Regions from separate parts of the Homo sapiens genome. Here region 2 is linked to region 1. Evidence: chromatin contacts called from ENCODE Hi-C or POLR2A ChIA-PET data. All regions are on one chromosome and are shown on one strand. The core of a region is the stretch at or near the end of the contact, and the rest is flanking DNA. Distances in the headings are between cores, read along the strand shown.

Region 1 (5,511 bases), core at 1,422-3,921:
TGCATCAAAATTGACTAATAGCTTGTTTTTGACCCTAGCACCATCTGCCAATTTTAACCATTTCTTATTTTTCAAACACCATCAAGCTCAGATCCACCTTCAGGCTTAGGCTCTCATATCCAGAAAGAATGCAGAGAATGCCTATAGCAAGCAAAGCAAGTAGATTAGGATCACATCAGCATTATGGCCTATTCCCTATCCTTACTAGACTTTAGGATCTTACAGGTCAAGAGAAAAAAATGAAACAAATGGTAGGCAAATAAAGCTATCAACTTTTTATTCTCCAAAGTAAAAATATCTGAAGAACAACTACTATCTATTATCATATTAAAAAATAGGATAGACAATTTCAAAATAAAACATGGTCCTTAAGAGTGAAGAAATTTAACTAAATGAAAAATTCATATATCTCATCTGAAATGCTTTGGACCAGAAGTGTTCTGGATTTCAGATTTTTTCAGATTGGGGAACATTTGCATTATACATACCAGTTGAGCATCTCAAATCTGAAAATCCAAAATCTGAAGTGTTTCAAGGAGCATTTCCTTTGAGCATCATATAAGTACTCAAAAAGTTTTGGATTTGGGAGCATTCTGAATTTCAGATTTTCAGATTTGGCATACTCAATCTGTAATTTTGTTTTTAATTTCTCTGCTGAGCTGAAGAAATTTCACCATAGAAGAATTCCAGTTCGCAAACTGGTATGTGAAATCATTTGTGCATCTGTCTCATCTCTTCTCTCTTTTGCTTTTTTCTAATGGATTTAGATTTTTGCTTTAGGAATTCAAAATCTAAACAAGACAAATAAGTAAATGAGTATAATACCATATAAATGCTGTAAGAATACATGGGGAAACAAAAATAAAGGAAGGTCTCACAAATTAGGCAAAAAAAGTTTGCCCATGAGAAAGAATGGGAAAGATTATAGGCAGCAAAAACGCTGTAGCTGAAAGCACAGAGACAATCTACGCATACGGCATATCCAAGATAGCCTCTACTGTGTACCAAACAAGTAAAGAGTAGTTATACTTGGCCGTAGAGTAAAATTAACTTTCTCTTCATTATTCTTCTTTTTTATGAACTTTAACAACAGAGCAAGCATTAATTTAATGATCAGGAATTTTTTTTAATTAATTTTATTTATTTATTTATTTATTTATTTTTTGAGACAGAGTCTCGCTCTGTCGCCCAGGCTGGAGTGCAGTGGCTTGATCTCGGCTCACTGCAAGCTCCGCCTCCCGGGTTCACGCCATTCTCCTGCCTCAGCCTCCTGAGTACCTGGGACTACAGGCTCCCGCCACCACAACTGGCTAATTTTTTGTATTTTTGGTAGAGACGGAGTTTCACTGTGTTAGCCAGGATAGTCTCGATTTCCTGACCTCATGATCCGCCCACCTCCGCCTCCCAAACTGCTGGGATTACAGGCATGAGCCCCTGCACCCAGCCTTAATTTCCATTTTTAAAGTAAGCTTAGGAAGAACAAACATAAGGCCTATTTTTCCGGTAGAAAGTAGTTTGGGTCAGGTTGTAAAATACAAATGTTAACAACTGAGAAGTAGGCAGTGAAGTCAAGTCCAAACAGACGATACCAAAAAAGGGGCTCATAATATTCCTTAGGTGTCTCTGTGAGACTCCTGGGCTAGGTGTACTCAATGTTACAAGCCTCCTTATCCGTATGGTCATTAGGCGGAAATTCCCCAGGTGGCAGGTACTAGCAGGTCAAATGCTTAAATATAATGCCCTTTGGAGTCACAAAGACCAAGGTTGCTATCTCCACACTACCACTTAACTAGCTCAGTGAGCCTGGGCAAATTTATCAGCCACTTGACTTTTTTATCTGTAAAGTGGAAAAATGCCTACCTCTCAAAATTTTTGTGCAGAACAACTTACATAATGTAGGTAATGAACTTAGTACAGTGCCTGTCCCCCTGAAAATTACAATTACAATATAAAACGCATTTGTATATGTAATTGAGTAGTAGATATTTGTTTACTCTATTGGTTTAGCTAAAGGCTTTAAGCATATGAAACTCCTTTGTCAGATGGAATGTCAACTTTTTAAAACTTAAATGAGTGCAAATTTTTAACACAAGTTCCAAATGTAGAAGGGACATTCCCTATTTGCGGTTAATTCTAAAATGAAGCTACCTTTAGAATGATCCTTCTGTAGGATCCAGAAATAACCAAGCGGCCTAGCCCCTAGATTCTAGCAACTGACAGAAAACTAGGTGGAGGTTTCCCATTCTTCCTTGTCTTCTTACTCCAGCGGGCTTCTGTATCCACTCTAGATTGAATAGGGGATGTTTTGTGTAGAGATGGGCCTTCTCTCTTCCAGTCCAACTCTGAAGTAACCGCCCCTTACCCAAGCTTTCTTTAAACTGGAATAACGCCAGCAGAAGAATGTAGTAGGTGTGCTTCAAGTGTCCTCAAATAATTCCCGCAGCTTCCAGAATCCTTGCAATAGCCCGCTGGACCATCTGCGGCAATTCCACCCACTTCCACGCACCTGCTCTTCTTTCTAACCCCAGTACGCAATCCTGCAGCCCCGCCCCCACAGCTGACCAATCAGAGGGCGCAAAGTGAGTCGGATGGGGCGGGCCCAGTTTGGCGCTGACGACGAATCACCTGCCTCAGACAGCAGGGGCGGAAGCGGAAAAGAGCTGAAAGTCTTGGTTTGGCCTTGGGTTCCGCTGTAGGGGAGGTCCCGTGCGAAAGAATGAGGAGATCCTGGGGCCTTACCTACTAGCGGAATCGACTGAAGAGACGCCTGCCAGTGCGGGAGGTAGGAAGCTCGATCCCCAAAGAAAAGAGCGAGTGGGCAGGCAGCTGCGAGACAGAACCGGAGTGTGCAGGGTCCCTAGAGGCCGGTTCCTGGTCTGTGCTGCTCTCCTGGAAGCCATGGTACAGGCAGAGCTCAGGGCGATCCCCAGGTGAGGGCAGCGGCTCTGCCTGGGATTCCACCGCAGTACAACCGGGTAGATGCGGGGTGGAGAAGAAAGGATGTTGCCTGCACTGCTCGCCAATAGCACCCTGAGAGGCTACATTTGCAGAAGCAGCAGCAGCAGAAGACACAGCGCCGGTCCAGGAGGCGGCTCGAGCTGTTCGTAAAGTCGCCCGACAGCTTTTTCTCCGTAGTATGCGAGTTGACAAAACAGCCAGAGAACAGGGCTCCCCATTACAATCTTTTCGAGATCTTTTCCCTTGCTAACCGGATCTGATTTGTGCGAAAACATGCCTTGCACTTGTACCTGGAGGAACTGGAGACAGTGGATTCGACCTTTAGTAGCGGTCATCTACCTGGTGTCAATAGTGGTTGCGGTTCCCCTATGCGTGTGGGAATTACAGAAACTGGAGGTAAGAGGGTTCTGCACCATCAGCCTGTACACTTTCTTCTACCCATCTATGGTTGGGAAAGAGACACCCTTACCCCATTTCTGCCCTGACAGTCCTGAAAACCATCTAATGTAAACGAGCCTACTCTTAGGATATAAACCTGTCTAATTTCTTGTTCACGGTTCTTCAAGTCATGCTACAGGTGGAGGTGGGACCGGGTCGAGAAAATAGAATATATTAATATAGCTGCTTAGAAGGGCACTGTTTTGCAAGTATTCATCAGTTCCCTGAAAGTAAGGTAATTTTATTGCTGAAATCTGATCTGTTCAGACATTGGACGAAACTAGGTCAAATAAACTACCTTGAAAACCATGTATTGAATTTTATTAGCTTTTAACTAGCTTCTTGAATCAAAGCGTTCTAGTTGTTTTAACTTTGGTGTCTGTTTTTACTGTGGAAATTAGCTCTTACCCAACAAAGGTTTTGCAAAAAGTCCCTTATATATATTTTTTGATGTCATATGCTTATTGTGACATCAGTAATGTACTACAAGCTGGAAAACCCCAAGGTAAATAACTCAGATATAAATATTATATAATGAACTTTAAATTCGGAGTTAATAAAACCCACCAAGTACTTTTACAGAGGAACACCTATTACAAGAACTATAATAAGACCATGACTATTTTAGGCCCTTCTTTATTGTGGAAATGATTTTTACATAAACTGTATTTAATATACATTTGTGTTCTCTATTTACACTAAATTATTTTCTGATGACTTTCCCATACTAGCATAGTCCATATAGTTTTTTGTTTGTTTGTTTATGAGACGGAGTTTTGCTCCTGTTGCCCAGGCTGGAGTGCAATGGCGAGATCTCGGCTCACCGCAACCTCCGCCTCCTGGGTTCAAGCGATTCTCCTGCCTCAGCCTCCCGAGTAGCTGAGATTACAGGCATGCGCCATCACGCCCGGCTAATTTTGTATTTTTAGTAGCGACGGGGTTTCTCCATGTTGGTCGGGCTGGTCTCAAACTCCTGACCTCAGGTGATCTGTCCTCGGCCTCCCAGAGTGCTGGGATTACAGGTGTGAGCCACCGCACCCAGCCCCATATACTTACTTGTTGTTGTTGTTGTTTATTTTTATTTATTTATTTTTGAGAAAGAGTCTAGCTCTGTCGCCCTGGCTGGAGTGCAGTGGCGCGATCTTGGCTCACTGCAACCTCTGCCTCCCAGGTTCAAGCGATTCTCCTGCCTCAGCCTCCCAAGTAGCTGGGATTACAGGTGCCCACCACCACACCCAACTAATTTTTGTATTTTTAGTACAGACGGGGTTTCACGGTGTTGGCCAGGCTGGTCTCAACTCCTGACCTTGTGATCCACCCACCTCGGCTTCCCAAAGTGCTGGGATTACAAGCATGAGCCACCGCACCCGGCCCATATAGTTATTTTTAATGGCCATGTAATATTCTGCTACATTCAATATTTCCCATTTGTTAGATATTTAGGTTCTTTCCACAATTTGTCTACAAAAACTTAGGTATAAGCATCTTAATACAAATGGGATTTTCTTACTTTGAAATATTTCCGTGGAGTATAGTATAGGAACCACTTTAAAGGTTAATAATATGCATAATATCAGTCCAGTTTAAGACTTCTCTTAGTTGTTAGTTTCAAATGTAGTTTTTAGGTACCACTAGCTTTTAAGAAAAATTGGAATCTGTAGTCTGTACTTGTCCTAGCCAAGTTCCCAACATGTCTTGCTTGGACTCTTCTCAACACACCAGCCAGAGTAACCAGTTAAAACTTGGCACATTATGTGTGTCATCTTAAATCACTTCTAGTCCTAGAGTAAAGGCCAGTATTCCTCACTGTGGCCATCAAGGTCCAACATGATCTGACACCACTCCCACCTGATCCCCCTCTGACTTTTTCTCCTCAAGTCCTAGGCTTCCACTGCACGGCTTTGCTCAAAAATCCCAGGCATGCTCCCTCCTTGAAACTTTGCACGATGTTTCCCCTTCACAGAATTTCCTTTCCGTAGATATTATTCTCATTCCTTTATGTTCTTCAGGTCTTTACTCAAATGTCACCTGACTACTCTATTTAACATTGTCAACTTCCCCCCACCCCAACTCTTCATATTCCTTTCTCTGCTTTACTTTTTCCATAGGACTTAC
Region 2 (5,511 bases), core at 1,874-4,373, 3.4 Mb after region 1:
TATCCAGGCACCTACTATCCTGCAAATACGCAGCTTTGAAGGACTTAACCAATGACCTTAAAATCTATACCAGGTCTACAGTTCTAGGAAGCGTATAAGCAAATGCTGCTATAGAATTTGGATTTTCTTTAATGATAAAAATGCAAATGACTCACGTTTGGTCATCCACTCCAACACAGCACATTCTAAAGAACAGGAGTTCAAATCCTCCTTCTGCCAAAAGATGTTGTGTCTTCACACACAAATAAGTAATTATGGATTATATTACTACCACAAATTTCTGTTTCTCACTGAAGGCATATGACATTTTAAAAAAGAACAAAAAATCAGAAAGGAAATGTTTCAAGTCTATTTTGAGGTAAAGCAATCAATTTACCATTTATCTTCCTCAGACTTACATATGAAAGCCCCACACACATGCGCACACACAAGATCCCCAAAATGTTGACAACTGTTGAAGCTGCACAACGGATACCAGAGTTCATTATACTATTCTATTTTTGCATATATTTGAACATTTCCATAATATGCAGTTTTTTAAAATATGCATGTGTGTGTCTATAGGTGTTTATACATAAACTCCCAATAAACTGACATAGAAATATCCAATTGTTCAAAGCTTTCATTCTTCAAAAGTAAGTGAATTTCTTTTTTTTTTTTTTTTTTTTGAAACAGTCTCTCACTCTGCCACCCAGGCTGGAGTGCATTGGCACGATCTCGGCTCACAGCAACCTCCACCTCCTGGGTACAAGCAAGCGCATCCAGCTAATTTTTTTGTATTTTTAGTAGAGATGGGGTTTCACCATGTTGACTAGGCCAGTCTCAAACTCCTAACCTCAAGTGATGTGCCCGCCTCGGCTTCCTGAGGTGCTGGGATTACAGGCGTGAGTCACCACGCCCGGCCAGAATTCCATCTAGCTACTTTCTTATTCTAGAAGTTGTACTGCAGGTGACCAGACCATTAGAGAAGGTCTAGTGAAAGAAATAATTAACTGCCCCAGAATAAAACAAGCCTAACCTTGAAAAGAGGCAAAGGGAAAGGTGCTAAACAGTTATTACAATTAACTGCATGTTTATATTTGGTCCTGTTATCCTCTAACACAGGTGGGTAGGTAGAAAAGGGGGAAGTATTTTAGGGCCAGATTTCCTTTTGATTCTTTAAGTTGATGGGCAAGAGAGGCTGGAATAAAGAAATCTAAAAAGTCTCCATTATAAATGATAACCAAGCCAGGCACAATGGCGCATGCCAGTAGTTCCAGCTACTTAGGAGACAAGAGGGGAGAATCGCCTGAACCCAGGAATTCAAAACTAGCCTAGGCAACAGAGTGAGACCTCATCTCTAAATAAATAAGTTAATGAATTAATTAAAGGTAGAATTGTATAATATATGAATTATACCTCAATTTAAAAACAATTTAAGCCCTATACAGTGATGCATGCCTATAGCCACAACTACTCATAAGACTGAAGCAGGAGGATAGCTTGAACTTAGGAGTTTGAGAACAGCCTGGGCAACATAGAGAGGCCTCATCCCCCTCCCACCCCCACCCGAAAAAAAGCATTCATAGCTCATCTTAGTATAATCAGCAACTTCCAATGACTAACTATGCTTTCCTGCTAGACATGAATTTATAAAACACATAAAAATTATACTGTATCTGCTTCAATTCCTTTTTTCATATTGCCATTCAATTTTCACAAGATTACTTTAAATGCAATCCTAAATTCATCACCAATTTAACTTTTGTTAGTTATGTCTAAAAATAAAACTAGTCAAAATTAAAAATACTAACTTTGCAGCAAATTAATCTTGCATCAGCACTACAAACAAATTTTTAAACTTATTGTAGCAAAACATAACTTCGACAGAATCAAAGACATTAATTCTCAAGTCCAAAAAAAGGTCACAAGAAATTATTTAAAGTGGTAAAGGGAAACGCAGACTTAGGCATACAAGCCAAGAAAAAAAAAATTAGAGATAACTCCTCCGCTAGAACCTCCCCCCAATACTTCCATAGCAACAATTATTTCCTTAGCACAAAAGTGATGTGTTCACTTTCACAAAACCTGGATCATCTAAGTTTGCACAATTCCCTTCAATCTAAAAAACAGATGAAATTGTTTCATTTAGGTGAGTAGAATTTTGTGTCCCTATACACGAAAAAAGTCACCATCAGTGTGAGTAAACCACATGGCTCCAGCTTTAAGATCTTGTTCCCCAACCCACTGAAAAGAGTATATGCTTATAAAATATTCATGGACTTACCAGGTTAAAGACAGTTTCTACAATATCCCTATTGGATACTTCTCCAACTTCAACCAAACCGGTCAACACGGCAAATTTCATTCTGATGCCCCTGATGGGGAGCCCTGGTTTCAGAGACAATGCACCCCCTTCAGTAGGGGTTTCTTCTCTCCCTCCACCTCCCCCGTCATCACCTGTTGGTGGCGGGGAAGGGACACGATTGTCTTCGCTAGCCATTGCTAGCTCACGATAAAGGACAACTCAGAGTCACCCTGGGACGGCAGTCGCTGCACTGGTAATGAGCACAACACACGCAATGCAAAACGAAAGGGTCCCTCTTCCAACTTGTGGAGATACCCCAAAGCAGTTGATGTGGAAAGTCCTTGGCGTCGCCCTCCTCCTCTTGGAGAATATTTGTCCAATCTCTCTCCCCGAGGCTGACAACAACGCCAAACCCTATTGGAAGATTAAATATATGTTAAATAGGCTAGGTTTTGTTTTAGGGTTTTGAGGGGACAAGAGGGAAATAGTTATTGTCGGTCAAGTAAGTTACTAAAGGCACCCCACTACTAGCCACCCGCTTCTCCCGGGCTCAAAAAGCTGGGTTCTGGGTGAAGGCAGGTCCAAGAGGCCCCCGAACAGGCTCACTCCTCCCCCACTCTCGTGCAGGTTCTAGGCGCAGGGTAACCTCTCCTCACAGGTGCACTAGAAAGAGAAACTGTCGCGGGGAAAGGAGGGATCGGAGGAAAGAAGGGGGGCCCACAAGCTATCACAGAGGTAGAAAGTTCTTCCTCACCCAGATACTCCGGACTCGTCCTCACCCCCCGCCCAGGAGCAGCGAGACCGAGGTGGCGGCGGAGATCCAGGGCAGGAAAAGGCGGGGGAAGGGGGCGGTGATTATTCTAAATGCTCGGCCCAGTGGGAGGAGTGAAGCACCTCTCTCAGGCACCTGAGATTCGACGGGAAGGGGTGGGGAGGTGTGTGTGGTGGCAGGAAGGGAGGGGAGCGGCCAGAGAAACCCAGCGGCCACCGCAGGGAGAGAAGGGAGGACAGAGAGGTCAGTGCACCTGGTCGCAGCCTCCAAGTTTCCCTAGTCCGCTCCCCGGGAGTCCGCGGCTGCACAGAACTCCATGGCTTCCTGGCCCGCCCCGCCCCTGCGCTCAGCCTTTGCAAAAGCAGCCGCTGCTGGCGCTACGGGCGCCGCGGCTGAGGCTGCTGCGAGTGGTGAGGATGCTACTGCCACAGCTCGCCCCGCCACGGGTCGCGCGGCTGTCGTGTGCCCACTGAAGCTGCTCCCGGCCGCCATGACAGCGCCGAGTGCTGCCGGGCGCGGCGTGCGCGTGCGCGAGCGCGAGTGCGCGGGGCGGGAGGGCGCGAAGGCGGAGGCAGCCGCGCGGCGGGGGCGCGGTGACGACGCGCGGACAGCCAAGGGGGCCCCGAGCCAGCCGGAGTGCTGGGCTGGGGCTTCCGGCTGCACTAGGCGCGCTGCTCTGGTAGCACCAGGTGTGTACCCGGCCCGGCGAGGAGAGACCCTTCCGTCCGAGGGCCTACACTTTCCCCTCTCCCACTCTCGGACCTCGGGAGGTGCTTCTGCCAAGTCCTGAGGCGGGGATTTTGGCGCTCCTGCTGTTGTTAAGTTACCGTAGGGTCTCTTGGCGCGGAGGGAACACGCGCTGCGTTGCCTAGGTGTCTCATTGGACTTGGAGAAGAACACCTGAGGCACCTCTACGAGCCAGAGAGGTGACGGCGCTGGAGCCAGTGAGGCTGCTGTCCCTGCCCAATGGGAGCGAGGAGTCCCCACCCCTGGCTGCTTTCAGCTGTTGCCCGCCCGCCGCTCTCGGCGGAGACTTGGAGATTTCCACTGGGATACCTCGGCAGCTGCCGCCATTCGGGAGGGGAGGGGAGGGGACCGAGTCGACGAGGAATGGGAAAGATTCCTTGCTTTGCAGCTGCCGCGCCACGAAACCTCTCCCACATTCATTCTAGGCAGAGGATTCCTGAGACAGCTGCTATAAACAGCGTGGAGACAGGGTTCCTTGTGCCTGTAGACCTCCGAAGGGTTTTTTCCTCTCGTGATTTTCCAATGTGAAGATTAGGCTCGCGTCATTCTCAGAGTAGATCAAAAGATAAATTATATTAGGTAGTACAGATAGGTCCTCATACTCAGTGTCCCTTCTTTCCACCCGCTATTAACAGTAAACCATTCTTCCTAGTGAGTGAAAAATAAATTTAGAGGAAGGTGGTTTTTCACCCACGTGTATCCTTTGAGGTCAAAGGGCCTTTTTAAAAATACGCCTAGCTCCTAAAATGAAAGTGAAGCAAAAAGTGGGATTAAACAAAGGAAGAATTCTAGAGAACTTAGGAAAAAATTATAGTGGTTTGAGAAATAGTTTCCTGAAGAAAAAGTTATTTGAGATGGCCTTGAGAAGTGGACAGAAGCCGGGCGCGGTGGCTCACGCCTGTAATCCCAGCACTTTGGGAGGCCCAAGCAGATGGATTGCCTGAGGTCAGGAGTTCAAGACCAGCCTGACCAATATGGTGAAACCCCCGTCTCTACTAAAAATACAAAAATTAGCCAGGCATGGTGGTAGGCGCCTGTAATCCCAGCTACTCGGGAGGCTGAGGCAGGAGAATTGCCACTGCACTCCAGCCTGGGTGACAGAGGAAGAGCGAGATTCTGTCTCAAAAAAAAAAAAAAAAAAAGACAATTTTAACTCTCACATGGAAATTTGGGAAGAAAAAGGTAACAGACGCAAAAAGCAAGGGAGGGCTGGGTGTAGTAGCTCACACCTGTCATCCCAACACTTTAGGAGGCTAGTGCAGGAGGATCACTTGAGACTAGCCTAGGCAACAGCAAGACCCGTGCTCTTTTTTTTTTTTTTTTTTTAAACGGAGTTTCGCTCTTGTTGCCCAGGCTGGAGTGCAATGGCGCAATCTCGGCTCACCTTAACCTCTGCCTCCCGGGCTCCAGCGATTCTCCTGCCTCAGCCTCCCAAGTAGCTGGGATTACAGGCATGCGCTAATTTTTTTTATTTTTATTACAAGCCCGCCTAATTTTTGTATTTTTGGTAGAGGTGGGGTTTCACCATGTTGGCCAGGCTGGTCTCAAACTCCTGACCTTAGGTGATCTGCCCGTCTCAGCCTCCCGAAGTGCTGAGATTACAGGTGTGAGCCACCGTACCCGACCAAGGTCTCTATTTTTTTAAAAAAGAAGCAGAAGAACAAGCAAGGGGATATTTTCTTTAGAAAAGTGTTACACGTTTTAA

The links. A loop is a pair of places that touch in the nucleus more often than their neighbours do. ChIA-PET counts read pairs that join two places held with the same protein, here RNA polymerase II (POLR2A). Pooled maps may share reads with other maps.
Region 2: a loop to region 1 is called in a map of CD4-positive, alpha-beta memory T cell, with 27 times the contacts of the local background. The contact joins the promoter of LRBA here to the promoter of TMEM184C in region 1. A Hi-C loop is called at or near these places in 1 of 168 maps with a recorded cell type or tissue (CD4-positive, alpha-beta memory T cell) and 6 of 50 pooled maps. POLR2A ChIA-PET finds 5 or more read pairs at or near these places in 2 of 52 experiments (BJ and T-cell).

The regions. Positions count from the first base shown.
Region 1 is chr4:147,614,726-147,620,236 of GRCh38, forward strand. TMEM184C (transmembrane protein 184C) reads left to right here and starts at 2,672. Exons shown (of 10, transcript NM_018241.3): 1 at 2,672-3,354. The coding sequence starts at 3,232. TMEM184C-DT (TMEM184C divergent transcript) reads right to left here and starts at 2,520. Exons shown (of 2, transcript NR_186679.1): 1 at 2,363-2,520. RefSeq lists enhancers at 2,892-3,011, 3,042-3,091.
Region 2 is chr4:151,012,161-151,017,671 of GRCh38, forward strand. LRBA (LPS responsive beige-like anchor protein) reads right to left here and starts at 3,124. Exons shown (of 57, transcript NM_001364905.1): 1 at 3,042-3,124; 2 at 2,267-2,701. The coding sequence starts at 2,482. RefSeq lists enhancers at 2,554-2,733, 2,914-3,043, 3,395-3,992 and a silencer at 3,544-3,693.